7 separate regions of the Mus musculus genome follow, and regions 1, 3, 4, 5, 6 and 7 are each linked to region 2. A link is a loop called in an ENCODE intact Hi-C map of the cell type or tissue named here. Cell type or tissue: heart. All regions are shown on one strand. Region 1 has its middle 7.2 kb from the start of Adamtsl1. Region 2 overlaps Saxo1 (stabilizer of axonemal microtubules 1). Region 3 has its middle 130 kb from the start of Adamtsl1. Region 4 overlaps Adamtsl1 (ADAMTS-like 1). Region 5 has its middle 120 kb from the start of Adamtsl1. Region 6 overlaps Saxo1 (stabilizer of axonemal microtubules 1). Region 7 overlaps Adamtsl1 (ADAMTS-like 1).

Region 1 (4,000 bases), 500 kb before region 2:
GGAGCGCTTGGTTTGCGTGTTTCTAAGATCATCATTAGCCATACTGTTCATTCACAGATCATCTAAGGTTATTATGCATAGACCAGTATGAAATGGTCTGGCTCTGGGGCTTAGCTCTGCCTGCCTGTTTAATTGCTTCTGCATACTTTTGCCCTGCCCCCCCCCCCACACACACACACCGTGTGTTTTAAGCCTATGGGTATCACACCCTCATCTTTCTCTCATTGAAGGGTGCAAGAAGGAATTCCAGGTGCATTGTGCTGCTTGAGGGTGTCAGGAATGGAAGGCTCCTTCCATTGTAAACTTGTGCAGGAAGGCTGCTCCAGTCTTCATGCCAGCCAGAAAACCAGGAAAGACAAAGCAGGGGATGGCTCTCTCCCTGTGGGCACATCATTTAGAACTACACTCCCTCCCTCTACTTCCACAATCTTGGGGAGCATTTGGTCTCATGGGCATGCATGTGTGGTTCTTCCACAAAGTCTGGTTGGCCCTGCACACAGACTTTATTCCCAAAATATAGAAAGAAAGGGTATTGGGAGACAGTTAAAAGTTTTGTCACAGATCTCTTAGTTAAAATAAAATTGCCCTGAAAATGCCCACTGTGGTTTAAAAATCAAACTGTTATTAGCAGATTTGTGGCAAAGGTGACAGAAAACACTCCCGCAAGTCCATTCTGAGTCAGTCAAGGTCATTTCTGCCTTGGTTCATGTCATAGAAAGTGGCAACAGAGGGAGAGGTGGGCCATACCGGGGAAAACGCTGTGACCAACCACCAGGCTACAGAACCATTGGGTTGGCGATGTTCTTGCTTCTCTCTTTAAGGCAGAGTTTAAGAAAGCAGTCACTGGCACGGAGTGGGCTTACACACAGTAATCAGCATGCACAGAGATAATGCGATGCTAATTAGCTTGATTTATCTATTTTACAGAGTATGGTTATGTTTTACCCTTCTGTTGTACATCATAACTATATATAATATCTGTCAAATTTAAAAAGCAAATAACTTAGAAAATAAACTGCTCATGTTAACTTAAGAAATTTCTTGCAGTCATTTCATAATTTAATAGGTTCTGCTAACTCTTTATTTTGCATAGCCATGTCCCCACCAAGGACCCCGTGAGAATGACCACGTCATTCTCACATGGCAAGCTTGCTGGCTGCTTCTCTTGCAGACAAGAATGCCCACAGTTGGCACCTGTGTCCTGACCAGCTGTTTCCCAGAGCTCCTGTGGCTAGCCACCATCCTGCAGTCTGAATGGGAATAGCACGGCTCCTCCCACACGCAAGGCTTCCCAGCACTGCTCATTTCTGTGCTGGGAAAACAGATTTGGATTCTAATGGGGCGGAAATGGACGTGTAAAAAAGACAAATCTCTGGCTTCCTTTACCTGAGTTTCTCTACCACACCCCATCTTTCCCCTGCAGGACACCTGCATCCATGGTGAATGTTTGGTTGTCCTTGGCTTTTATCCAGTTCTCTGAGTTGTAACCTTAGTTTGCTTTCCCTTTTTTTTTTTTAAATCATACTCACAAATTCCAAATTCCTTCATGAAAGTCTTTGCTAAGAAGGACCACCATAATTTCAAGAAGGAAACAGATTCCAAGTCCTTTCTGGAAATTAATATATATATATATATATATATATATATATATATATATATATATATATATTCAACACAAAAATTAATCCTTAGTATAGGAGATGATGCTCATGTTCATTTGCTTGATTTATCTATTTTACACAGAATATTTATTTTAGACCATTCTGTTGTACATCATAAGTATATATAATTTCTGTCAAAATTAAAAAGCACAAATTAAAAGTAAAAGAAAATTAACTCATGTTAGTTTAAATTAAGAACTTTCTTTTGTCATTTCATTATTTAATAGGACCTACTAACTCTTCATCACAATGCATATAACTGTCACATGAAAGTATTTTAATTTTGTATGGAAACCATTAATATATTTATTAGTTTGGAAACACAACTGAATTAGCAGGATAAAAAAGAAGACTAAGGATCTATTCTGTTTTTGAGGAAAAGTATTCTGATTTTCTATGATTTGGGTGCTTGGCTGAAATTCAAATTATATTTTACATTCAATCTCTATTTGTTCTTAGTTTCAGAGACTGTCTTTTCTTTTGCAATGTTCCTGATTACTCTTTTCTCTGATCCTCCCCCCCCCCACTTGTTTTTCTTTGTCCCTCCCATATTCTGTGGACATATGTTAATTTGTTCACAAGAAAGAAGTTTGGCAAGAATACCTGTCCACATGGGGGAGCAGTTTTGCAGGGGTTTGGGGAAAACAATTACAGTTTGCCACAGAAGCTGGATATACACTTAAAGCTAAAACTACAATTTAGAATATGGAAAGATGCCATCACTGGGAGGAAGATGGCCTTTAAAGCCATGTGGAGTCAAAGAAGTCAGAAAAAAAAAAACATGATCAGACTGCTAAACGTCTACCCTACAAAAACAACGATAAAAAGGATCAACAGTGAAAACATTTTCTACCAGAACAATGTCTCATACTGGTGATGGTTAAAGAATGCCTACAAATATCTAAAAACAAGCAAAAGAGCAAAAGAAGAGTCTCAAGGAACACAAGCCTTAGAGCAGTGGCTTTCTGCGTGTGGATCTTGACCCCTTTAAGGAGTCAAATACCAGGCCTCTGCATATCAGATATTTACATTGCAATTCATAACAGGAGCAAACCTACAGTTATGACATAGCAACAAAATAATTTTATGGTTGTGGGTCACCACAGCATGAGGAACTGTATGAAAGGGCCGCAGATTTAGGGCAGCATTAGGAAGGTTGAGAACCACTGACTTGGAGGAAGCCTTCCTGGAGGAGGTGATACTGAGCTACACCTTGGTCAGCAGGATGGTGCTAGCATGGAAGGCCTCAGCAGCGAGGACAGAGTAAGCAGGTCCACAGGAGCATAACAGGTCCACCAGACCCGGAGGTGTGCAGCAGAGCTGGAGGGTGACTTTCTCTCAGACCCGAAGCACACGGTGGAGGACCTTGAATGCCATGCAGAGGCATTCAGCTTTCTCGTTTTCATCCTGCTCGCTCTGTATTGTCTATAAATCTGTTAACAGTCCTTCACCTCATTGTCTGGCTCTGAAATAATTATTTTATCTGTGAAGAATGATGTCATGGAAATAGTATCGAACTAAGAATCAAGACCCTTGGATTTATGTATTACACTTGGGTTTAATACATGGATATTGCAACCATAATTCAAACTTCAGCAATTACATTGATAAGTCACTCTGTGTCAAAAGGAGCCACAATAAATAAATAAATAAATAAATAAATAAATAAATAAATAAATGCAGTTTCACTCCTTCCAACATCCTTAAATTGTGCACACAATAGGTGTGCACTGAGCATTCATTGACTATCATTCGGTAGTAAACCTCTGAGATTCTTTACCTAGCTCTAGCTATGTAGAATAATGAAGAACCCTGGCTTCAAGCTTACAGGTCAGAAATAAGTCTGTCTTCTCAGTTCAGTCAAGCATTTGCTTCTAAGCGTTGTTTTGTGGTTTGTAGGAAAGGAGTCATGTACTGTGGTCAGAGTCTAGATTATGATCATTTTTTGCAGAAGTTCATTAAATTTTTCATATACAGAGAAAACATCAGAGCACGAAAACAAAGAGAAGAAGCTCATGTATTTGTAGATTGATAATGCTTCCTTGACTCTGAGCAAGAAACAGTAAAATCTCACCTGTAGCCTTATGGAGATGCATGACTCTCCCAGAACTCAAATGTCTAAATCAGTCAAAACTAGCAAACACACACACACACACACACACACACACACACACACACACACACACCCCTGGGTCCATCCATTTATTTCCTTTAAAAAGCTGCTAAGAATAAGTGTAAAAACTAGGATTTGAACTCTTTGTCCCAAAATCAGCTATTATCTTCCCAGAAGTCCCCAGAATTCACTTTTGCTGTTGGCTGGTGTCAGGGATTTTAACCAT
Region 2 (4,000 bases):
ATCTTGAGGAGTATCTAAGAAAAAAAATCAGTATACATACACAGCTGTTTTAGGAACTTTCAGTGTGATTAACAGGATCCGTGGGTCTGGAAAGTCTTCCTTCTTGTGAGACTACAGAAAGGAAACCTTTCATTAGACCCAATTACTGTGGCTGTTGCCGAATGAGGGACATTCCACCGCACACCAAGCTCAGGGCTTGCATTTTACATACATTGCCTTACACAATCTCTTTCAAATATTAAGGACTTCTTGAAAAGATTACAAAAGACAGCTCAAGATGGCTAAGGTTTATGCACAGCGGTGGCCCACACTGCTCTAGCTGTTTTGCATGGCCAGCCAGTTGCATAGATTTAAAAATAGAACTAAGTCTCCTACTTCTCCTAACAGCACCATGAGCCAAAGCCAGGTTTGAAGCACTAAATAGGCATTTAAATACATGCTTCACTGCACTTTAGTACCAAATAACTCATTTCTAACTGCCCTATTTCTCCAAATCCTATCAAGCTACTTAATGAGGCATCTGAGCCCACTCTCACTTCCCACTGGGGAGGCAGGGATGGAAGCGACACACTGTCAACCAAACACTGCAACTGCTGCGTTAGAAATGCAGGGCAGAGATGGTTTTAACATAACCAACAGAAGGAGATGCACTGGGACCCATGGAGATCCTTCCAAGTAAGCTTATGAATAAAAAATTAGCAAAAATGTCAATAGATACTCAAGGTCTTAGCATGGCCAGAACTAACCCCAAAAATGTAAAACCCAAGACTGAGTCAGGGTCCTTTGTGATTATGGGCAACCAACGTGGTGGAAGCTAGGGTGAAAACAGGATACACAACAAGTTATATTACATTATATTACATATATATTGTATATATATTATATAAATATATATTACATGAATATATGGTACATGAATATACATATATATACACAAGAGTGTATGCGCATGTATGGGGATACACACACACATATATAATATCCAGTACACCCAATTTAATATTAGCTTTATCTAGAATACCTAGTTATGAGTTCATGGGGTGAGCTCATGATAGGTACATCTGGACAGATGTGGAGAGGTGGGGCCAGAGAACAGAGAGGCAAGGAGCTACAACAAGTTACCCGTAGCGCGGCCAGAGAAAGGGAGCCGCCACAAACTCTGAGTCCCTTGGTGTAGGGCTTAGATACATCACAGGAACCCTCAATGTCAGATTATATCACCACCCTTGTGTGGGCCTCTAATTTATATTTTAACTTCTGGTTGTTTTTGTTTTGTTCTTTGTTTTGGGTTGGTTTTTTTTTTCCCTGAAATTAAAATATGCTAGTTAGCAAAAACTGAGTTTTCTGGGTCTCGTCAGCAGATGTGTCTCATTCTGAATTAACAAGCATCTGGGTTTACATAGCATCTCCTCAGGGCCTAGTTAGCGTCAGGGCATGCCTGTGGCTGTGTGCTCTGCCTCGGGATTCTCCACCAGTAAGAATTACCACCAAGAGCTGAGACAAAGCTCAGTTGGTAGACGGTGTGCCTAGCACACCCATGGCCACGGACTCCATCTGGAGCACTGTGGTAACCTGATGTGGTAGCAAATGCCTGTTTCTGGTACCTGGGAGGTGGGAGGCAAGAGGGTAGGGGCTCAAGGTCACCTTCAACTACATAGATCAAGACCAGGGAAGAAGACTCTAGCTAAAAAGGAAACACAAAACAGTGCCTCGAGAGATGTTAGGCTTTGAGACCATTTCTGTGGCTTGGGGTGTTTCCCTAAAAAGAATCCTGCCTTACAAGGCCCCTGTTAGACTTCTTATAGCTGCCCTCTCAGCTGAACTTGTGGCTCTGACGCTACAGAATCAAAAAGTCCCCCTTCTGATTTTCACACAGAAGCTTGTTAAGATTCGGGAGCTGCAGGTGGGGCAGAGCACCAGGCCCGAGGACAGGAGTCAGTGAAAATATGGACGTAAAGAGCAAAGCCCACGCTGTATTCTGATTTGTGTTCAAACCTAGGTGGGTGCCTGAACAAATTATTTCACCAAAGTCATATCTGCAGCTTTACAAAGCCAGAGGCATCTACTGTCTTAGAGATTAGACTGCCCTCTTGTGGGAAATAGGAGGAAAAACTTCCTGGGTATTCCCCCTTACTTTTCTCCAAGAACAATTTGGGAAAAGCCTGCCTGTCTTCTCAGGGTATCACCTGGCCATTACCTCTTACAAAGACAGGCACACAACCGCCATGTCATTTTGGTTTTTCAAGAGAATCCAGAAACTCAAGACTTTAACCCAGAAGGTGTTGCATGATATTAAACACCATTCTAATGATTTGAAAAAAAATATTTGGGCCCTGCTCAGTTGCCATATTCGAGTGGTTTGGTGTCGCTGAGTAGTTAATTTAGAGAGTATTGTCAGCAGCCAGAACATCAGTGTAGCCAGCACAGTCCAGTGAGTCTGGGAGACAGGACACATGGGGGTAAATTCTAAGTCTACCCCAAGTCAATGAAGAACTGTCATAGGCAAAGATCTAGAAGGTGCACGCCTTTAATCCCAGCACTTGGGAGGCAGAGGCAGGCGGATCTCCACGAGTCTGAAGTAAAGCTGGTCTACATATCTAGTTCCAGGCCAGCCAAGGGTACATAGCAAGACTCTGTTCTCATAGGATGGGGGTAGGGTAGGGGCTATTTAAATTACCCAAGTCATATGATCTTAATGGTTTGTTTGTTGTTTGTTTTTTTAATGATACTGTAATAGCACCATGAGCAATCCCAGCTAGGAAGGAGGTGGAAATGGAACTGAAAGGCGGGGATTTAGATGGCTCAGTCAGTAAAGTATTTCCTCAGAACCTGTGTAAAAGAGCTGAGTGCAGCGGCCTGTGCATGCTGCCCCAGTACTGGGGAGGCAGACATGGGAGATTCCTAGGGCTGACTAGTCCATCAGCCTAGTCAAATTGGTGAACTCTAGGTCTCAAGAAATAAGGAAACACTCCTCCATTGCTGGTGGGATTGCAAGCTGGTACAACCACTCTGGAAATCAATCTGGAGGTTCCTCAGAAAATTGGAAATAGATCTACCTGAAGACCCAGCTATACCACCCCTGGGCATATACTGAAAAGATGCGCCACCATGACACAAGGACACATGCTCCATTATATTCATAGGGGTCTTATTTGTGATAGCCATAAGCTGGAAACAATCAAGATGTCCCATGACAGAAGAATGAACACAGAAAATGTGGTTCATTTACACAATGGAATACTACTCAGCTATTAAGAACGAGAACATTAGCCAGGCATGGTGGTGCACACCTTTAATCCCAGCAACTTGGGAGGCAGAGGCAGGCAGATCTCTGAGTTCGAGGCCAGCCTGGTCTACAAAGTGAGCTCCAGGACAGCCAGGGCTATACAGAGAAACCCTGTCTCAAAAAAAACAAAAAATAAAATAAAATAAAATAATAAAAGAATAAAAGAACGAGAGCATCATGAGTTTTGCAGGCAAATAGATGGAACCAGAAAATATCATCCTGGGTGAGGTAACTCAGACACAAAAGAACATATATGGTATTTTCTCACTGATAAGTGAATATTTGCCATATTTGTTCTATAACCCACAGAACAAAGCAAGCTAAATAGCAAGGTGGGCACAGGAATCTCACTCAGAAGGGGAAATAGAACAGCCATTGGGGGTAGATGGAGAGCGAGAACTGGGTGAGAGAGAGGATGGAGAGGGCATGCTATGGTGTGCTTACAGACAGGAGCCTAGCATGGCTGCCCTCTGAGAGGCCCAACAAGCAGCTGGCTGAGGCAGAAGCAGATACTTACACCCAACTAATGGACTGAAGTCAAGAACCCCTGTGGTTGAATTAGGGAAAGGCAAGAAGAAGTCGAGGAGGAGGGTAACCGCATAGGAAACCCAGCAGTCTCAACTCTGGATCCCCAAACTCTCTCACACACTGAGCCACCAACCAGGCAACATATACTAGCTGTCTAAGGCCCCCAACACATATACAGCAGAGGAC
Region 3 (4,000 bases), 620 kb before region 2:
CCCCAGTATAGGGGAATGCCAGGGCCAGGAAGCAGAAGTGGGTGGGTTGGGGGAGCAGGGGGAGGGGGGAGGCAATAGGGGATTTTCAGAGAGGAAACTAGGAAAGGGGATAGAATTTGAAATGTAAATGAAAAAATATCTAATAAAAATATATTATCATTTTTTTTAAAAAACCTCTTATCTGTGTCTTCATCATAGAAGAGAAGCTGCATTTTCAAATGCTGGAGGGACTTTTAGTATATTTGAAATTTCATTGTCTTGAAATAGCTAAAATTGTAAGGAGACATTAATAATAAGTGGCATGCCAAAATATGAATTGTATAATTTGAAATAAATGCCTTATATATAGGATTAATAAGGACACTCCATCATCTGGCAGGAGAAGATTTAAAGCACCAGGTTCATTGAAAGGAGAGAAATAATAACTTTTAAGGTGAAAGATCAAAAAAAAAATCTGTGTGTGGTCCAAAAGGTATTTTTAAAAAGAGCTTGCAGAGGTGGTGAGGGCTCCTTAATGTTTCAGAGCTTCACGTGCCAGGTGTGATTAGTCATATCTATGACACAATGAGAAATGCATGAGTAAGAGACATTTTAAATCACCAGTGTTTAATTCTAAGACTCTTGGGAAATATGATGAAATGCCACACTTGGTAATGTGTATTCGTAAGGAGGACTAAGAGGGCGCAGGAAATAGTCTACTGCTTTAAAAATAGAATCACAGAGACTGCTTCAGACAACAGGTTTCCCAACCATCTGTGGCTAAACAGACAGTAGACCTCATAGAAAGCTTAACTAAGACTATTCCACTTTTCTTGTCTCCTTTGTTCAAGACTTGAATAGTGAACCCTGGTTGAGTTGCCTTACTGTGACTTAGATTTCTTTTTCTTATCTCCAGCTTAATGACTCAGTCATAACTTTTAATTTACAAAATAGTTGTACCTTTAAAAAATAGAATTCTTGAATTTTATTTATTTGGTTTTATTTTCTAAATTTTTGTTTCAACGAAATTTCTTTTTTATCCCCCCCCCCCATATACTTCTCCCTCTCAAATTCATGGTCTACTTTTCTTTCTTTTTTTTTTTTCTAATTTTCTAATTATATTTATGTACAGAAGACTTAGTATACATTTAACCCAGTTTAGTGGCGAGTTCTTTAGCTTTTGTCTTTTCCAGCTTGGCAATGTGAGCCACAGACTTAGGGTCCAGGACGTTGCCCCCACCCCCAGTGGCGACGGATCTTGTCATATCTGTCATTGTAATTGGTCCTAGTAGCTTCCACCAGCTTAGCCAGAGCATCCTTGTCTTCCGAGTTTACCTGTGTGAAGGCAACAGTGGTGCATGTCTTCCTGTGGACCAGGCGCCCCAGCCTGGCCTTTCCCTGATGATGCAGTAGATCACCCCCATCTTTTGACACAGGGCAGGCAGGAATCCCACCAACTCAATAGTGTCTACATCATGGGCAATCACCACCAGCTGAGCCTTCTTGTTCTCCACCAAGGTGGTGACTGTATTGACTCCTGCTGAGAGGACAGGTAGTCTCTTAGTTGGGAAGTCCCCTTTTTCAGCAGCTTTCTTCTCAGCACCGGCCAGTAGCCTTTGCTTCTTCTCTTCCTTTGTCTCTAGCCTGTACTTTTGGGCAAGCTTAAGCAGCTGAGTAGCTGTCCAGGGCCTGGGTGAACTGGTTAATGGCAGGAGGTACTTTGAACTGCTTATAGAGGATGGCTCATTGCCACTGTAGCCTGATGCAGCAGGGCCATTTGACGAAGCATGTTAGATCTCTTTTGGGCTGGATGTTCTTGGGCCTTTTCTCAAACAAAGGATTGACCACCTTTTTGGCCTCCTGTTTCTTGACAAAGGCAGGGGGCAGAGGGAGGTCACCTTCTTCACCTTGGCCTTTGGGTATCTTGCTTGGTTGGTGGAGAGAGACTCGTTTTCTTTATTATAGTTATATAAGTAGATAGATAGATAGATAGATAGATAGATAGATAGATAGATAGATACTGAGCAGCCTGCTAAGTCCATTTAGTATTCCTTCTTGTATGTGCAGGATCTCAGGCCTGATCACTTAATATTGAATAACAAGCTATTGGACTCCTTCACGTGAAAGACTGATTCTCCCTCTCTCCCTCTCTCCCTCTCCATATTTCTAGTTGCCTATAGTTCTTTGCCTAAGCATAAGGCCATGAGAACCCCCACTTCTACATTAGCACATCTACTGGTCTTCACTGCTTATGTCTTCTTTAGGCAGCCAGATTGTTGAGCTATCGTAGATGTACCTTTCCCGTCATTTCTAGGAGATACAGCCATTGGCTTTTACAATCTTTCAATTCCCTTTTCCATGATGTTTCCTGAGCCTTAGGTGCAGGCTTATATTTTTCAAAACCTAGTTTTAATAAGGGTCTTTAAATGCTTTAACCTCCTTTCTAGTCCACCACACACCAGAGAGGTAGTGGACGTGTTGATAGGGCAAAGGAGGATGTGGACCTGTTTAGACATAGTTCTTTGGGGTGAATCCAATCTGCATTGTCAAGATACCAGCAGTTAAGTTCACAGTAATCAGCAGCAGCAGCTCAATCCATTTACAAACCCCATACAGGAGTCAGCAATGACAGATTGATTCAGAAGAAACTGTGAGGTTCTGCCAATCATCCCAAAGCAGCAAGAAGCTGCTGGAATACCACCAGACGCTCTTTAGTGGCATTTCTTTCTACGAAGTCATGAAAAGTGATGACCAGCAAAGAGTGGCAAGGTAAACCAATACCACAGAGCATCATCAGTGAAGACTAGGATCAGCAAAGCCCAAGGATGACTTGTAAAGGACGGCAAGGTGAACCAGTACCACACAGCATGATCCACCGTCTGCTGGGTTATCTTCATACCCTTTCCAAATAGTACGTGTTCTCTCAAGCATCTGCTCTAGGAAAACATCACATGCCCTTTTTCCAGGCTGCCTTCAGAAAAGCACTACCCATCTGTTCTCAGCATCTCTTCCCACATGTCTGCTTCAGCAAAGTACATCCACGCATAAGACAGTTTCCAGAAAAACATCACATGACACAACTGACTCTCCAAAAATAAAAGAAATTTCCACTTCACTTGAGTGCAGAGACTGTGTTTAGCATGTATCTGTTGAGGGCTGGGGACTCCGCAATCAGTGGTTCTCTGTATTTTAACCAATTGTGGTTTTCTGTGATGGTCTCTGTCTGCTGAGACCATCTCTGCTGCAAGAGAATCTTCCTTGATAGGTAGTGCAAGATAGACTTACTTGTAGACATAAGGATAAGGATCTAGAATATAACTAGGAATTGTGCTAGCATATTAAAGTAGCAATACGTGGTTATAAGATCTATGACCTCACTAGCCATGGGTAAGTATGTAACTAGGTTTTCAGTACCAGGCATGATGTCCCTCCTCGTGGGCAGATCTTAAGTTCAATTAGATAGCTGTTTGTTACTGCTAAGATTTGAGTGTTACTATTGCCACTGAGTATATCTTGCCATGCAGGTCGTTGCTATGGTTCATAGACCTCATAGCAGGGTAGGACTCCTGGTTCCTTTCCTCCCTTGGCAACTAACACAGCATCTTCCAGTTCTATGAAATTTAGTCCTGGGGAAGAGGCTTTCAGGTAAGATCTAACTTGAATCTTCTGAGTCTTGTGTCTGAAGTACATAATGTTTCAGAAATAAGACTTTACCTTCAACCTCTGGAGGGCAACCAAGGTCAACTTCAATAGCCTATGGTGTTTGGGGAGTCTCTTGAACTAACAACTAAAAAAAAGTTTTCTCATGTTAGACAGTCTATGCTCTTTATGGGGAGCATAATCAGCCCATGTAAGGAATAACATACACTGTTTACACATTTTGACATTGCTGTATAGAAGAATATGTGTAAGTTTTCCTAAAACCATATTTGATGAAGAAACTTTGAGTCTTTGCCACTAAAAAAGTCAGCGATAAGGCCTGGAGAGCTAGCTCAGAAGGTAAGATCACTGACTGCTCTTC
Region 4 (4,000 bases), 140 kb before region 2:
TGTTGGACCTATACATAAGCATGTATATGCACAGTTATGTATAGTTTCTATACTTATCTATACATTAAACCATGAGTTCTCCCTCGTATCTCCAATTCTGACACCACACTATAGAATTTAGTCTCTATTTCCTCTTTCTATATTTGCATGTCTATAGCCTCTGTTGTTCTAAAATATTTACTAATTTGATTAAGCCCTATCTCCAGAGGCAATCTCCTCTCACTGCTGCCTTGTCCTCACACAGACCCATCCTCATCTCACTGCCATCCTCTCACCATCACCAAAGCACCACCAAGAGAATCTTAGTCAATTTTCTATTGCAATAAAAAAGGAGAGAGGGGAGAGGGAGGGAGAGAGGGAGGGAGGGAGGGAGAGAGGGAGGGAGGGGGAGGGGGAGGGGGAGGGGGAGGGAGAGGGAGAGAGAGAGAGAGAGAGAGAGAGAGAGATCAGTAATTCTAGGAAGACTTTGTGGTTCTGGGGCTGACACCCGTGCACATATAAATGTGTTTTCCTTCTCACAAAGTAGTAGAGATTTCTTCAGAATCTCTAAGAGATCTGTGATCCATCAACATTTACCGATTGACTTGCAGAAAGGGTTAACAGAAGACCCAATCTTCCTGAAATCAAAGAAGAAAAAAAAGGAAGTATTGTTCATCAGGTAGGAAATTTATAAAGATGAAAAACACAAATTTTCTATTAATTGGCAATTAATGCCATAACAAAATACTACAGGCTTCATGGTATAACACAACACAAATGTAGTTTTAGTGTGGAGGTCAGAATTTCAAAATAGACATAAATAGGCTAAAATTAAGGTTGATCCAGAAGCTCAAAATGGACGTCTACCCCTTGCCTTTATCAGCTTCTAAAAGCTACCTCTGTCCTTTGGCTGTGACAGTTGTTCAGTCTTTAAGGATGACAGAGAGCACCACAAATTCTCTAACATTACCTCTGTTTCCCTTCTTTTAGATACCCCTTTGATTACATGATATTCTAGAATAATCCCTCCAGTTGAAATCCTTTCTTAATCATATCTATAAAGTACAATCCCCATAAAGTAGCATATTGATAGGTTGCCAGGATTGGGATATGAACGTTACAAGATGGAAGCCATTGTTTTGTCTACTGACTATAGTATTCAAGAATGGAGAAGAAAAACATACCAACCACAACGCTTTGTTGCCCAAAACATGCACTAGCACCACACTTCTGGGTGATAATTTGTCAATGGTTATCAATACTCTTAAGTGTTGCTCATTAACCCAGAAGTGCTCCTTCAGTGCGATGATGTAAGAGTCATCAGTGCACATGGACAAAACTGCTCAGAAATTACCCTTAGCACAGTTGGTGTTCATGACAAATTGGAGAGTGTGTGATTAACGCTACAGATAACATAAATTAAAAAAATTCAGGTGCATTTACATTTAGACTCTTTGGCAACAGTTCTGAGGGTTGGGGTAGATCTCTCTCTTATGTATTAATGGGAAGGCTCTGAGGGGTTGGAAGAGACAATATACAGAGATGTCTATTTCCAAGTAGTGGGAGTTGAAGGGTTTCTTGATTGTTACATTTTTTTGAACTTTTAATCCATAAAGAACTTTCACTGGAATTTTTTAAAAAGCAGCAAAGTGAAACTTTTAACTAGGAAAAGAGGTATCGAATTCTTTCTCTGGTAAAAATGGCTGTTTTCTTTGGAGGTAAGACTATGTACTGCACAGGCATTTAGTGGTTTTACTGGACCATTTGTTCTCAGCATATAGAAACCCTAATGATTTCATGTCCTAGACTACAGCTTCTAGGCTGCCACCTCTTTAGAAAGAAAGCTGTATTTGGGTGCAGCCCTGCTGATTCATTTAAATGTTGCCTATGGTTGCTTTCAAGCTACAGTGAAAGCAATGATGGAGCTCATATGGCCGTCTCTAAATATCCACTATCTACCCCTCACTGATAAAGCCCTCCTGCTCTTGGCTGTCTTACCAGCAGCTATGACACTAATCTACTCCTCAGTTTTTAATCGTGGTTTTTGACAGTCAGATTACGATATATAAATATCTTATTGTAAACACTTGTCATTTCAGAACCTTGCCCTTCACCCTTCTCCCCATCATCATAACCAAAAATACATTTGGGGAGGGGACATTTCTTAATGATAGGAAAAGGTGGTTTTTCTGTATATATTATCTAGGATTTCCAGTATTTGGTCTTTAGAGAGATTTAATAGTAAAATGTTAAGAAAATTGTATATATATACAATATACTTCATATATATATATACACATACATAAATATGTATATATAATATACTTCATATATATATATATATATATATATATATATATATATATATATATATGAAGTAGAATATAGAAATCCAAACTAAAGGCCCCTGTTCTGTCTAATCCTAAACATTTAGGTATCTGTGTCTTTAGTATATTTAAGCATATTTGGGAAGCTCTGTGGGAACATTCAGTCTCTCCTTCTGAATAAACTGATGTCATTACCACTCCAAGGTATGTTTAAGGAGAATATTTTTATTGTAGATATGAGGAAGAGTCCAGCCAGAGACATCTGGGAGAGTCCAGAGCAGAAAGAGAATGTTGTGGATTGAACATAGCCAGCAGACTGGGCCTGGCCAGGAGAAGGGAATAGGGGAGGGGACAGCAAGAGATGGAGAGATGGAGACAGAGAGAGGACCAAGAAAGAAAGACAAGAGAGGGAGGAGCAAACGAGAGAGGACAGCTGAATTAGCAGGGTTATGAGGAGAAATGAGGAGTTTAGAGGCAGGAATCTCCTGAGCTGGAGAGGTTTACAGGAGAGGAGGCGGTGGGAAGAGTTAGATACTTGTGATAACAGAGGGAGCCTAGAGGACAACATGCACTCTGGTGTACCAGTCGTCACCACAGTAGCCTTTCCTAGCCCCTGCCAGCGACAGATAGGGTAACTGGCTTCACAGGCTCCAGAGGAATACTGGCTGCTGTCTCACCGCCAGAATTTGGACCTGACACCTCCATCATTTACCCAGAGACCAGGTACACAGCCCTTTTTAAGTATATTCCCACTCCAGACCTCAGTCTCATGATAAGAATGCTCCAGAGAACAAAGTCTCCAGAAAGAAGAAAATTTAACCCAAAGGTTACTTGGTTCCATCTAGACAGTATGTGCTTTGCCTCTCCCAGGCCTAGATTGTTCCAAATCCCAAATTCCCTGAGAAAGTAGCATTGGTTCTAGGGTCTCTAAAAAGTCCTTTTAAAAGTCTGAATTTGCCCAGAGAATCTGAACTATGCTATATGTCCTTATGCCTCCAGGAAGCCTGCTAAATGCCCCAAGGGAATCTATGGATTATATAGATCCGTGGTAGTTCCAAGAGCATACCTAAAGTGGCTCAAAAGCCACAGCAGCACTAAAAATGTAGAGAGCAAACAACTATCTATGCAGCTGAACAGCCACTATCAGCTCTTCACATGCCTATCCAGTGGCTGCCATGGACTTCCCAATATGAGCTGTGGGTTTCTGACCTTAAGATATCTCTATTTATGGGTCCCTGAAAACCCACACACAAGCTTGCCTGCTAGAGGCCAGACATCACCTGCCAGATGTATTACTATCCAGCAGCAGTTGGCCAACAGCATCCTTCCACAGGGTTGCAGCAGACTTCTACCTTCATTCTTCCCGAGCCTTCCTATGGCTCTCATCTCTCCTCCTTCAGCTTTCCAGTTTAACTCTCATCTTTATTCTCTCCCTTCACATTGTTTATTATTTTCTTTACTTTGTTGAGAAGGTCCTGGAGCCTCAGGACCCAGGAGGCTCATGTGCAAATAATAAATTCAGGGAAGGTCTTCATGTTGCCCCAGTGGCCCCGCCCCTCCGCCGCACTCTGGAATTCCTCCTCAGCAGTTGCTCCTTCCTGTGCCCTGCCAGTGAACCCCAGTGCAGCCTCTCAGGATGCCTGCTATGAATATTAGCCGTTCTTCATCTCTGCTGCTGTTCTGTGGCTTTGGTT
Region 5 (4,000 bases), 610 kb before region 2:
GCTGGCATTTGTGTTCTCTTAGTGTCTGTATAACATCTGTCCAGGCTCTTCTGGCTTTCATAGTCTTTGGTGAAAAATCTGTTGTAATTCTGATAGGCTTGCCTTTATATGTTACTTGACCTTTTTCCCTTACTGCTTTTAGTATTCTATCTTTATTTAGTGCATTTGATGTTCTGATTATTATGTGTCGGGAGGAATTTCTTTTCTGGTCCAGTCTATTTGGAGTTCTGTAGGCTTCTTGTATGTTCATGGGCATCTCTTTCTTTAGATTTGGGAAGTTTTCTTCAATAATCTTGTTGAAGATGTTTGCTGGTCCTTTGAGTTGAAAATCTTCATTCTCATCCACTCCTATTATCCGTAGGTTTGGTCTTCTCATTGTGTCCTGGATTTCCTGGATGTTTTGAGTTAGGATCTTTTTGCATTTTCCATTTTCTTTGATTGTTGTGCCGATGTTCTCTATGGAATCTTCTGCACCTGAGATTCTCTCTTCCATCTCTTGTATTCTGTTGCTGATGCTGGCATCTATGGTTCCAGATTTCTTTCCTAGGGTTTCTATCTCCAGCGTTGCCTCACTTTGGGTTTTCTTTATTGTGTCTACTTCCCTTTTTAGGTCTAGTATGGTTTTGTTCATTTCCATCACCTGTTTGGATGTGTTTTCCTGTTTTTCTATAAGGACTTCTACCTGTTTGGTTGTGTTTTCCTGTTTTTCTTTAAGGACTTGTAACTCTTTAGCAGTGTTTTCCTGTTTTTCTTTAAGGACTTGTAACTCTTTAGCAGTGTTCTCCTGTATCTCTTTAAGTGAGTTATTGAATTCCTTCTTTATGTCCTCTACCATCATCATGAGATATGCTTTTAAATCCAGGTCTACCTTTTCAGGTGTGTTAGGGTGTCCTGGAGTGGGCAAAGTGGGCGTTCTGGGTTCTGATGATGGTGAGTGGTCCTGGTTTCTGTTAGTAGGATTCTTACGTTTACCTTTCGCCATCTGGCAATCTCTGGAGTTAGTTGTTATAGTTGTCTTTGTTAAGAGATTGTTCCTCTGTTGATTTTGTTACCCTCAATCAGCAGGTGTGGGAGACAAGCTCTCTCCTCTGAGTTTCAGTGGTCAGAGCAGTCTCTGCAGGCAAGCTCTCCTCTTTCGGGGAAGGTGTACAGTTATCTGGTGTTTGGACCTCCTCCTGGCTGAAGGTGAAGGCCCAAAACAGGATCTTTCCTAGAAGCTGTGTTGCTTTGGCCAGGAAGGTGGCCGGTTGCCTGGAGTCGAAGATGTCACCGCCTCAGAAGCTCTGTGGCTCTCGCCAGGAAGGTGGCCGGTTGTCTGGAGCCGAAGATGGCGCCGCCCCAGAAGCTCTGCGACTCTCGCCCGTACCAGAAATGGCTGGCCTCTGTATTCCATACGGTCACCCGTGCAGCCTGCCCTCCGCGGAATCCCGGAGCCAAGAAGGCTCCCGCCGGCGCCTGTGACACAAACCTCTCAGGCCGGGCAGACCCCCGTGCTCTCACCAGGAAGGTGGCCGGCCGTCTGGAGCTGAAGATGGCGCCCGGAAATTCTTTTACATATAATTTTACACATGTAAGCAAATATGCATATTTAGTACATCATGACTAAGCCAACCACAGGCCTTTTATACAGTTAGGGATAAACTGTGATAGTCTAGAATATTGACATAATGTGTCTACGAGCACCCCTAGGAAAATATGTTTCCATTCTGGACTATGGTGTAGTAGCATTAACCTTTTCTAAATGGTCGCCCATATCTTAGAGTACAAGTGTCCATGCACAGGGGACAAGAAAGCCCTGAGGGGAGTGATTTCTTCATATTCTTACCTTGTGTGTATTTTTGCAGCACACTCTTACCATGTTGAGAAGACCAGCAATAGTAAAGTGACAAACACTAACTCAGCACTCATTATGAGCCAGGAAATGTTAAGTGTTTGCTTTCTTCTGATGCATTTAAAATACAGTATTATTAATCTGCAAGCTTAACTAAAGTGACCTTTCTTGTCTTTCTTCTTCTTTTTTCTTTTCTTTACTTTTTTTTTTTTAATCAAGAGGATTTTTCTGGCTTATTTCCTTCTTCAAGGTTTAGTCAAAAATAAAGATAGACAAGTCTACCTATGGTGCTAAAGCTATCACTTACCTGACTTAGAATGCAGATATTTATTGGATGTAATTTAGCTAATAAGCATTCTCATAAAGTTACTCTATTTTTCCACCAGAGGGCAATGGAAAGTCATAGGCATATCTTTGATTTTATGTGTTATAAAACATATGAATTACTATCTTTGTCTATGCAGGAGAGGAAGGGTGGAAATCCCAATTTGAAATTGAAAATAACCTTATTGTTTCTACCTACTAAAAAATTAAGACATGCATATGTAGAAAAACTTTTTAAAAAGTAAAAATTAAGAGTAATCAATTGACCTTATAAAAACCTACATTGCTGTTAATGTTTTTATTGCATATACTTTATGTATTTTAAAGATGAGTGCATCTATAAAAGACCTATTTTCTTTTATAGAAGAATATATTACATTTTGTTACTTTTTCCCACAACCTGACATAGTTTATGTATGTGTTATATACATATCCATAAAAACATATATACACATATTTACATCATCTTTAAAATAGTTGTATACTGTTCCATTGTATAGATGTACCACAATTTACGTAACATTTATAGTTTAAATGTATAATTTTAAAAAATATATAATTTAAAATAAAACTTACTATAATATTATCATTGTTCTATTTTATTGTTCATAAACTCTTAGTTTGCCTTATTTATAAGTTAAAGTTTATCACATGTATGTAATGTCTGTCTCTGAGTCTTCACTATATATATACAAAACCCTTAGTGTGACATAACTTTAAACTATTTACAATTTAGGCATTTATTGCTTTCTTAGAATTATTCTCTCTGGTTAAGCATAGAGTGCTATATTAACCATACGTCTAAGCATTTGTTTAAGTTGTTAGGTAGGTTCTTTAGCATTTGATAACTAAATATTCCTGTGCCAAACAATATCTTTCTATGGAATAATAATTCAAAAACTTTGTTGTTGTTATAAATTTCTCTCATTATTATAAATGAGAATCCTTTTGCTTAGTACAAAGAGTTTTCCACTTATACTCAAATTTTTATGATTTCTTCATTTCTACAGGACAGTATAGAATACGCTATGTTTCTACTGGAAAAGAGAGAAAACAGATGTATAGTAGGTGTGTGACAAGTGATGTGATGAATCATAAATAGGTAATTCAATTAAGGAAAGATTCAAAAGCCCATACACAGTGCATATTCTCCTTCAGGCTAAATTCCAGGGCACACTCACAAGACCACAATGTAAATCCCAACTTTGGAGCTTGGGACTGAGAGAACCTCACTGAAGATGTTCAGAATCTAGAACTATGTCCTTTGCTTCCTCCAGAGCACCTGTTTTGTAATATGATTCTCTACATCACATTTTTCAGGTGGTGCTCAAAATGAGCTAAATGTCAGTTATTTGGGAAATTCTAGAAGCAATCAGTTAATCATGGAAAGATGTAATACAAAATATTTTAATTTTTTTAATTAAGTATTTTCTTAATTTACATTTCAAATGCTATCCCCAAAGTGCCCCATACACTCCCCCCCCACTCCCCTACCCACCCACTCCAACTTCTTGGCCCTGGCGTTCCCCTGTACTGAGGCATATAAAGTTTGCAATAGCAAGGGGCCTCTCTTCCCAAGGATGGCCGACTAGGGGTACTAGTTAGTTCATATTGTTGTTCCACCTATTGGGTTGCAGACCCCTTTAACTCCTTGGGTACTTTCTCTAGCTCCTCCATTGGGGGCCCTGTGTTCCATCCAATAGCTGCCTGTGAGCATCCACTTCTCTGTTTGCCAGGCACCAGCATAGCCTCACAAGAGACAGCTATATCAGTATCCTTTCAGCAAAATCTTGCTGGCTTATGCAATGGTGTCTGCGTTTGGAGGCTGATTATGGGATGGATCCC
Region 6 (4,000 bases), 59 kb before region 2:
CTTAGGCAACAGAAATATTGTCCCAAGTGGGCTCCCAAGTCTTTCGTCTATTGACAGCCTAATGAGAGGCAAAGTTAGAAATGCTAACTTTTGTCATAACTTGATGCTGGATCTAGCTAAACTAAAGGCAAGTCCTCTGCAGGAGAATTACCAAACGCTGCAAAGTTTTTAAAAGAGAAAAAAAAAAAAAAAAAAAAAAAAAAGGTTGTTTTTTTTTTTTTTTTCCCAGTAAAAAGGACTGGAACTCGCAGGCATTCCCCTTCTGACACCTGCTTTAAATCCCCACAATTTATAGTCAGTAAGAGTTGTGTGCAGCTGTAATCAGGCCTCGTGCTGGGATGATAACCTTTCCAGAAGCCAGGTGGGGTTTGTGTCTGGACTTAATCACCAAACTCAGCCAAGCCGGGACACCAAATGACTTTTTCATGCAGCAGGTGGGAGCGTGGTGTCCAGCCTCAGACGCTATACAGGGTCCACCTGTAGATAAGGAAATGAGTGGAGTACCATGGGAGTGGAGGGGTGACAATCCACGCAGATGACACATCCCATCCCCTAAAAGCCTCAGGGGAGGCAAGCTGCTTTACATTCCTGAGAGTAACTCAGCTTTTCCTCAGTCTGGGATGTGAGACAGCAGTGCGAGTGAGATACAGCAGAGTAGCCGCCACTAGAGTTTGTGCCTGACTTCCCTTTCGAGGGAAGGATAAAAGGGAAAAAAAAAATCTGCTATAAGCTTTCTCCCCAACCTCAGGTTCTGGGCTTGAACATAGAACCTTACAGGTGATACGCAAGTGCCCTGTGACCGAGGTACACCCCAGCTCCCGGGCCGGCTCCCCACCCCACCCCACGCCACCCCACCCCCATTAGTAACTGGATTCCACCCCTTTCTCTTGTTTTAAAGCTCTGTAATCCTTAATGGTATGGGAAATTCTTTCAGTAGCTAGGGACCTCTTGATATAAACTGGATTTATCGTTACTGTGGCTCTGGTTGAGGCGGGGAACCTGCTGGGAGATGGGTTTATTGTTATAAATGACACGGGCAAAGATAACTTAGCTCAGGTCAGAGATTAGTATTTTGCGTTAGGAAGGAGGAAAATATGAAGGGCTTCCACGTCTGAGGGCCTCAGAGCTGGGCAGTGGGACCGGGATCCTGCCTCAGAGGATGGATGTGTGTTTGTTCTCCTAAGATTTAGACATGAACAAGAGCATCTCGCAAAAATCAAGTCTCGATCAGTTTCTGTCCTATACTTCCAGGACAGAAAATACTTTTCCGTCACAACGTTGCTAAAGTTAGTGCCTTTGATCTCACAACAAAGTGTTCTTCCTTTCTTGAAAACTGGTTGTAAAAAGGTGAGAACTGATGCACCCCGCAGTAGAAAATGAAGTCTGAAGTCAGTTCCCAATGCTATGTTCATCCCTTGCAAACCAGTGCACCACGCATGCGCACAGGACGCCTCCTTGATTTGGCCTGTAGTCTCTCAGAATAAGCAGCAAAGCTCGGGAGAAGCCCACAGTCTTTGCTGCGAGCTCTGGGGCCCTGGAGAAGATATTTTCTTAGCAAAATGAAGCCCAAACTGTAAGGTTCAGGTTCATGTCATTTAATAAGCTGTAGGTTGAAAAAGGCAGCTGTAAGTTGCATTGTTCAAATGTACCAGGACCCAGAACCACTGTCCTTAAACCAGGTCACGTACAATAACTGCTAGGCATCAGACAAATCCCTCAGCTTCCTGCCTTTCTCAAGATGTCCCTGTCCAGTAGCTCCTACCAAGCTTAGAAATCCCTTAGCTTCATTCCTCCCCTTAGATGACCTCCTGCCCTAACCTAGACATGGCTTCTATGAGTCTAGCATACAGCACCTGGTTTTTAGATAAGAACACTTACAAGTCAAACTCTCAAGAGAGGAAGTTTCCATTATTTTGGGAAAAAGATGTCATGTTCCACCTCGGGCCAGCTGGAATCATTATTAAAACCACACAAAATTACCATGCAATAGGTGAACCGGGGGGGGGGGGGGGGCACTCAGCAAGTTGTCCACGCATGTGTGCTACCCACGTGCTGTGAGGGAACAAATGGGGTACACTGTTAGCTCCACAGCACAGAAATCCTGTCTTTTGGAGATGAGGGATAGGGAGACCAAGAACACACCAAGGTTCAGGTGGTTTCTACGAGAGACTGACTGGCTGGACCTAAAATTCCACCCAACTGCATTCAAAGATGTTCCTAACACCACAGATGACTAAGCCAGGCATCACCATCAGGAAGCCACTAACCACACTGTCAATGGAAAATACACAGTCTTGTGAGTGCAGAACCCTCAGACTGAGCACTTTCCCCATCCCCTGGCAATAGGAACCTCCAGGACATTGACAGAGGCAACTCCATGCCTACATGACCCTAGATCCTAGCAATCTCAACTTGGAAACCAACTAGAGTATAGCAGGATCAATTGAAAATTAAGTATGTTCTTTGCATATCTTGAATATTTGTGGGGTCTCTAATTCAAAATCCATAGCGCCACAACAGAAGGGCTCATTCTTTATTACCAGTCTTTGTTTTCCAGCCAAGTTGTTATGGAACCTTCCACAAAGCCAAAAATTCCTTTTCCAGCAGCAGGCCCTCTCCTTCTACCTTTAACTTAACCACCTTTAAGTAAGACAGACCAATATAGACCCGACCCTCCACTTCAACAGGCAAGAATTATTAGTAAGAGAGTGTTTGGTAATAGTTAAGAAAGCTAACAACTACAATAATCTCTTTCAGAGCTATCTAGTACATTAGCATTAAGGCTCTGATGTTGAATTCCACACTGCACGCTGTTACCTTGACATGACACTATACATTACTAGTTTCAGGTCATCCGTTTGTTTACCAGCCAATCTTTGCCCTCACCTGCATGTGGTCAGACCTTCCATTGGTGCAGATGGTTTCCGGTAGCACCACTCGGGCTTGAAGGAATTTCTGGGCAGGTAAGACTGATAGATCGGATAATTCTCGGTGTACTCGGAGAGAAGACGTGTTTTCTCTGTTTTATCATAAATCTTCGTAGGGAGATGTGGACAGCGATGCCGCCTACAAAAGATACATGGGGAGTCTGCTTAGTTACTTTCTTGACAGGAATACATGCAGTCTGAAAATTCTTGTCCTCCAAAATGTGATGCAGACTGGCTTTTGCCATTAAAATTCAGAATTTAACCTTCCTTTCCTCTATTTTACCATGTACATGTCAAAACTTAAAAGGTTGCCTCAACCGTTTAATCGAAATATGTGGATCATAAAATTACATGCAAGCATGGCTGATGTTCAACTGTCAATTGTCACACTGCTTGTGGAAGTGTTTAAAATGGTCTACACCCTAATAAATTACTTTGGTGTCCAACTCTTCTGCGAGTCACCAGACCCAACTGCCCCTCTGAGAAACCAGAGGTAGAAACTGATCAGGCAGCTTCCAGATTCCTGACACAGGAGTCCTGTTATCCTTGGTCAGAAGCTGGACATGTCCTTGGCCCTGTCCTGGTCACAGGCCAGGAATGCCAGATAAGGGTTGTGGTTTGCTACCTCTCTCCTCCTGAGTGAGCACCCCTTCCTGGAAGCTTCACACATTAGGGTGCAACCTAAACCCCAGTGCAGATACCGATCCCCTCTGGTGAACAGCTTTGGAACTGGACCTCTGGGTCAATTTCAGCTCATGATCTTAGGGTCTCAGCAATTACGTGGGAGAGGAAGAATGTTGGGTAGCTACATGAGGACTAGAAGCCTGAAGGCCATTGAGGTCCACCCTAGACCCTGTCTGGAACACTAGAAAGGAAAATATCACAGACGTCCCTCCTCATCCCCCCCCCCTTTGCCCCCGTCAAAAGAAGGAGCTATACCTGTACTTGGTGGAAACAGCTGATATCCAAAAAGTAGAACATTAAATAGAACCCTTCCCTCCCTCAGGAGTCAATGCAGAGAGTTGGAAAGATAGTTCAGTGATCAAGAACACTGGCTGCTCTTCCAGCGGACC
Region 7 (4,000 bases), 160 kb before region 2:
AAGATACCAACTCGTAAAGAGAAAAGTTCCTGTTGGCTCACGGTTTTGGAAGCATCAGTCAGTTATCAACTGGCTTGTTACTTTGACTCAGTAGTTACATAACAGATCACCAGATAGGTGTGTAGAAGAGGAAAACCATACACCACAGGGCCAGGAGGCAAAAGAGTAAGAGGGGTCTGGGATCCCTTGACCTGTCCTCAAAGGTGTTCCTCCCACAGACCATCTACTTAGACCCACTTCTTAGAAGTTCTTCCAACCAGAAGATTGTGCCTGGGGAGACATGGGACTTGTGAGGACACAAAATCCAAATGAGAGAGACTGGAAAGATGGCTCCATGGTTAAGAGTGTCTGCTATTCTCACAGAGGATATGAGTTAGGTTCCTAGAGCCCTCATAGCCACCTGTTACCCAAGTTCCAGCGGAGTTGATGCCTCTGGCCTCCCTCTGTAGACACCTGCATCCACATGCTTATCCCCACACACAGATGAGCATGCACGCACATAATCTTTTTTTTTTCTTATTGAAGCCATGGCAGCTTGAAAAATAGAAGCATGCTTCCTAGCAGCTGTCATTTGTCTAGGTCAAAAATGGATTTTGATGTTTTATGTCTTTTGGCTTTATTCTTAACATAAAGCTTATATAAAAAATAAGTATATGTATAAAAATGATGCCACAACTGACCTTTTCCAAGTCAAGAACTGGCAGGGCCAAAGACCCAGCCTCTGTTTCTCTCTGTGTGTCACAGCCGCCCTGTGTTCATTCCACTCCTCAAAGGACCCACTCATCCTCCTGCTGCTTAACATCAACTAATGCTGCTTGGTTTTCTGTTTTATTTTTTCAATAAAACTATAGTTTCATAACTTCCCCTTCCCTGTCCTCTCTCCAGTCCTTCCCATGAACCTCTCCCACCTTCCCCCACCCTGCTACTCTCTCTCAAATTAAAGACCTCCATAAGTATAGCCTGCTCCGTCCATACAATGTCACTTGTATGTATATGTCTTCTGGGCTGCCTAGTTGGTATTGCATAGCAGTTTGGCGGTCTTCCCTGGGGAAAACTGTTTCCCTTGCTCTCGGCATTCCCTAGTTACCTGTAGTTCTTTGTCTAGGGTTGAGGCCCCATGAAATTCTGCTTTCCATGTTAGCAGATCTATTGGTGTGGTTCTTGCTCCTGTCTTGTTAAGCAGCTATGTTGGTGAGACTTCATGAGAGTAAAATACCAGTTTTTGTATATCACTTACGAACATGAAATCAGGTGGGATATATTGCTATTTCTGGATTTTGTTTTCTTTATACTGAGCACTATGTTTGTCTCACTCAGTTGTAGGATCTTCATTTTTATGAAGTATATACATTTAGGTTTTCTGCTTTATGATGTTTTCTCCGAAGAAGTTGAACATCCTTGTAACTTGGCCAGTGCCCTTTACCAGCTGCCACCGTTTCCTCCCCGGTTAACTGGCCTACCCTTTCCTGCTCCGTCTCTAGAAGTCTCAAAAAGCCAAAGCTCCAGAGACAGTGAGAAGTCCAAGGTGATGTTTGGTTTGGCTGAAGTACGTTAGAAGACGCCCAGGCAGATGCTTCCTGCAGGGCAGGCTGGGCTGGCCAGAGCCTCTAAATGTCCTGGATTCACCTGAACATTTGTCTGATGAGCCTATTTTTGTCTCTCTAGGTGTACCTGAAGCTGAAGTCACCTGGTTCAGAAATAAAAGCAAATTGGGCTCCTCCCACCACCTGCATGAGGGCTCCTCCCACCACCTGCATGAGGGCTCCTTGCTGCTCACAGATGTGTCCTTCTCTGATCAAGGCCTGTATTCCTGCAGGGCAGCCAATCTACACGGAGAACAGACAGAGAGCACGCAGCTCCTGATTCTAGGTAAAAAGCTCCTTAGAGTCACACCCTCGGTTGGACCATGGGGGTGACTGCCCAACCCTCTACCTCCCTTTTCCCTTACTGAATTCAGACCATCAAATAGAGGCAGTGTCCCTTTATCCATTCATCCTGCAGTCAGTGCTTCCAACAGAAATAGAGTATGGAGCCAGCTGAAGCTGCGTGTAAGACCTGGCTCCACCTCTTGTTACTTATCCTTTGTGGCACTGCATGAGTTAGTCACCCCGATAAATCTTAGATGCTGTTCACTATGGGAAACCTAACAATTGAGGATTTCCCATCCTACTAGGGTCATCAATTGGAGCTGGCAGAAGAAGAAAAAATAATTTTTTTAATTCCCATGCTAGGCTTTTCTTTGAAGAGCAAATGAGAAACATGGATTTAAAACAGTGTCATATATGTTAAACTTTTCTCATCTATTTCCAGGTAGTCTGCATAAGATCTTTGCATGCATGTCCCAAGCATATGAACTCCTTATTATAAAGTCTGTCACAGGTCCTTGTGTAAAATAATCATTTACTAGTAAGAATGGTCCCTGGTCACTGGCCACCGTGATGTTTCCCCTAGGACAGAATTTGGCCATCTTGCAAGCTATAGCCTGCTTTGCCCACCTTCTGTTTCTTTTCCACTGAATTGGGGGGGTGACATTGAACAAAAGCTTCTAGGGGGGTCCTTACCCTTTAAAAGTAGTGGAATAATTAGAGCCCATATCCTGACTCTCTCGCCGAGAGAGAGCTTCCTTTCTAAGGGGAGGGTGTAAAATGTGAGAAACAATAATGACATCCACGCATGTATACATCAACATACTGTGTACTTACACTTGGATTTTCACACCTACCGCTGATGGCATAACCTCACTCCTGCTCACTCAGAAGCCAAGGGCCCAGTTGCATTTCATCTCACTGGTGGCTGCAGAAACCTCCAGACTTCATAAGAAGCCATCGAAAATTGGCTCAGAGGATAGAAAGATGTCATTTGTTTTCTGCCGGGTTTCATCAGCTGCGCTGTTATTCTGCAGTCATACTCAGTGATTGTGCTCTCTGGTAGGATTTTTCTCCCCAGTAAAGATGACTCTTCCTTGTCATCTCTGATAGCAAAGATGGGAAGGCACTTAGGAGCACCACTGTGGCATTAGCAATGAAGTATTTTCTCTGAGCCAATTCTTCCTACATTCCAAATAGAGTATGATCATATGAATACAGTGGATGAGCGTGATGCCTTCCCCATTATAATCAAATCTCCTGGAGGAAGATGATCTCTGTTCAGATGCTTTGATGGGCTTTTCTTTACTAGAAGTCTTAGTGTAGTTAACAAATCAATATGAAGATATTTCTTTTTTATTGGTGGTAATATGACTTAATTCTTAAAGGGGAAATCCTGTGTGTCAAAATGAAATTTCATATCAAGTCCTGTGTCTTAACTCCTAGTCTGAAAGCTCAGCATGGAAGGGTGTGGCATTGGTTCTCATCCATCCATGTAGCCAGTGGACATGTCTGTGTTACCTTATGTGGACTCACATACGGTTTTAGGGGGAAAATGAAGGGGAATATGCCCCTGAAGAATTTACATTCCCACTGGGAAGATAGAATAGGAACACACATACACACAAGAATTGCCGTAGAAGCTGTAGGAACAAAAGCAGAGGCTGACATTTGGTCCAAGGACAATAGGTTATTTCCTAGACAAAACTAGCTCTCACTTTTTGCTTTTAATAAATAAGTAATGGAGGAGAAGAGGATTAAAGACACTTTGACTATGGCTGTTTACTTAAAAAGATGTTTATAATGAAGCAGCTAAGGCCCAGTAGAATGTGTACCCGCCTAAGCACAATGGCACAGCCAAAGTTCAAAATGTGGATTTCTAAGTACACATTTTCCCTATAAAAGGGGTTGAATGCTCTCTGTTTCATATGTAGATATATGATCCACAATTCACCATTGTGTTCTCTCTGTGATGGTCTTTGGCAAAGCCATAAAGACAAAAATGTTCCAGAAGTAGACACCATCAACACTTATTTATGTACATGGCTAACACGTGCTAACAAAATACCACGCACCTGGTAAGGGCCTGTGCAAATCTACCACTGAAGACTTCAGCCCTGACTCCTTGGAGTATT

The links. Peaks named below come from ENCODE experiments on the same cell type or tissue, not always from the same donor. Only the 100,000 strongest peaks of a DNase experiment are listed, where the experiment ranks them.
Region 1: it touches region 2 in a loop (5-fold over the local background); 8 of 42 quality-filtered maps call a loop at or near these places.
Region 3: a loop joins it to region 2, with 4 times the contacts of the local background. A loop is called at or near these places in 8 of 42 quality-filtered maps.
Region 4: it touches region 2 in a loop (2.0-fold over the local background); 2 of 42 quality-filtered maps call a loop at or near these places.
Region 5: it touches region 2 in a loop (6-fold over the local background); 8 of 42 quality-filtered maps call a loop at or near these places.
Region 6: a loop joins it to region 2, with 2.3 times the contacts of the local background. A loop is called at or near these places in 2 of 42 quality-filtered maps.
Region 7: a loop joins it to region 2, with 2.4 times the contacts of the local background. A loop is called at or near these places in 2 of 42 quality-filtered maps.

The regions. Positions count from the first base shown.
Region 1 is chr4:86,044,810-86,048,809 of GRCm38, forward strand. It overlaps a transcript of Adamtsl1 not described here. Among named protein-coding and RNA genes, the nearest start is that of Adamtsl1, 7.2 kb to the right of the region's middle. In heart, a CTCF peak has its summit at 2,275 (motif pointing right); no DNase peak of the experiment used is centred here.
Region 2 is chr4:86,543,739-86,547,738 of GRCm38, forward strand. The region is part of intron 1 of Saxo1 (stabilizer of axonemal microtubules 1); the gene reads right to left. Among named protein-coding and RNA genes, the nearest start is that of Saxo1, 13 kb to the right of the region's middle. In heart, a CTCF peak has its summit at 2,095 (motif pointing left); no DNase peak of the experiment used is centred here; H3K27ac peaks cover 519 bases.
Region 3 is chr4:85,920,024-85,924,023 of GRCm38, forward strand. It overlaps a transcript of Adamtsl1 not described here and the pseudogene Gm8949. Among named protein-coding and RNA genes, the nearest start is that of Adamtsl1, 130 kb to the right of the region's middle. In heart, no CTCF peak of the experiment used is centred here; no DNase peak of the experiment used is centred here.
Region 4 is chr4:86,402,785-86,406,784 of GRCm38, forward strand. The region is part of intron 23 of Adamtsl1 (ADAMTS-like 1); the gene reads left to right. Among named protein-coding and RNA genes, the nearest start is that of Gm33730, 36 kb to the right of the region's middle. In heart, no CTCF peak of the experiment used is centred here; no DNase peak of the experiment used is centred here.
Region 5 is chr4:85,930,114-85,934,113 of GRCm38, forward strand. It overlaps a transcript of Adamtsl1 not described here. Among named protein-coding and RNA genes, the nearest start is that of Adamtsl1, 120 kb to the right of the region's middle. In heart, a CTCF peak has its summit at 2,220 (motif pointing right); no DNase peak of the experiment used is centred here.
Region 6 is chr4:86,484,854-86,488,853 of GRCm38, forward strand. Saxo1 (stabilizer of axonemal microtubules 1) reads right to left here. Exons shown (of 4, transcript NM_001081096.1): 2 at 2,887-3,066. Among named protein-coding and RNA genes, the nearest start is that of Gm26017, 22 kb to the right of the region's middle. In heart, no CTCF peak of the experiment used is centred here; DNase peaks (open chromatin) are centred at 1,868 and 2,248.
Region 7 is chr4:86,383,799-86,387,798 of GRCm38, forward strand. It overlaps Adamtsl1 (ADAMTS-like 1), which reads left to right. Exons shown (of 29, transcript NM_001368621.1): 22 at 1,666-1,869. Among named protein-coding and RNA genes, the nearest start is that of Gm33730, 55 kb to the right of the region's middle. In heart, no CTCF peak of the experiment used is centred here; a DNase peak (open chromatin) is centred at 1,523.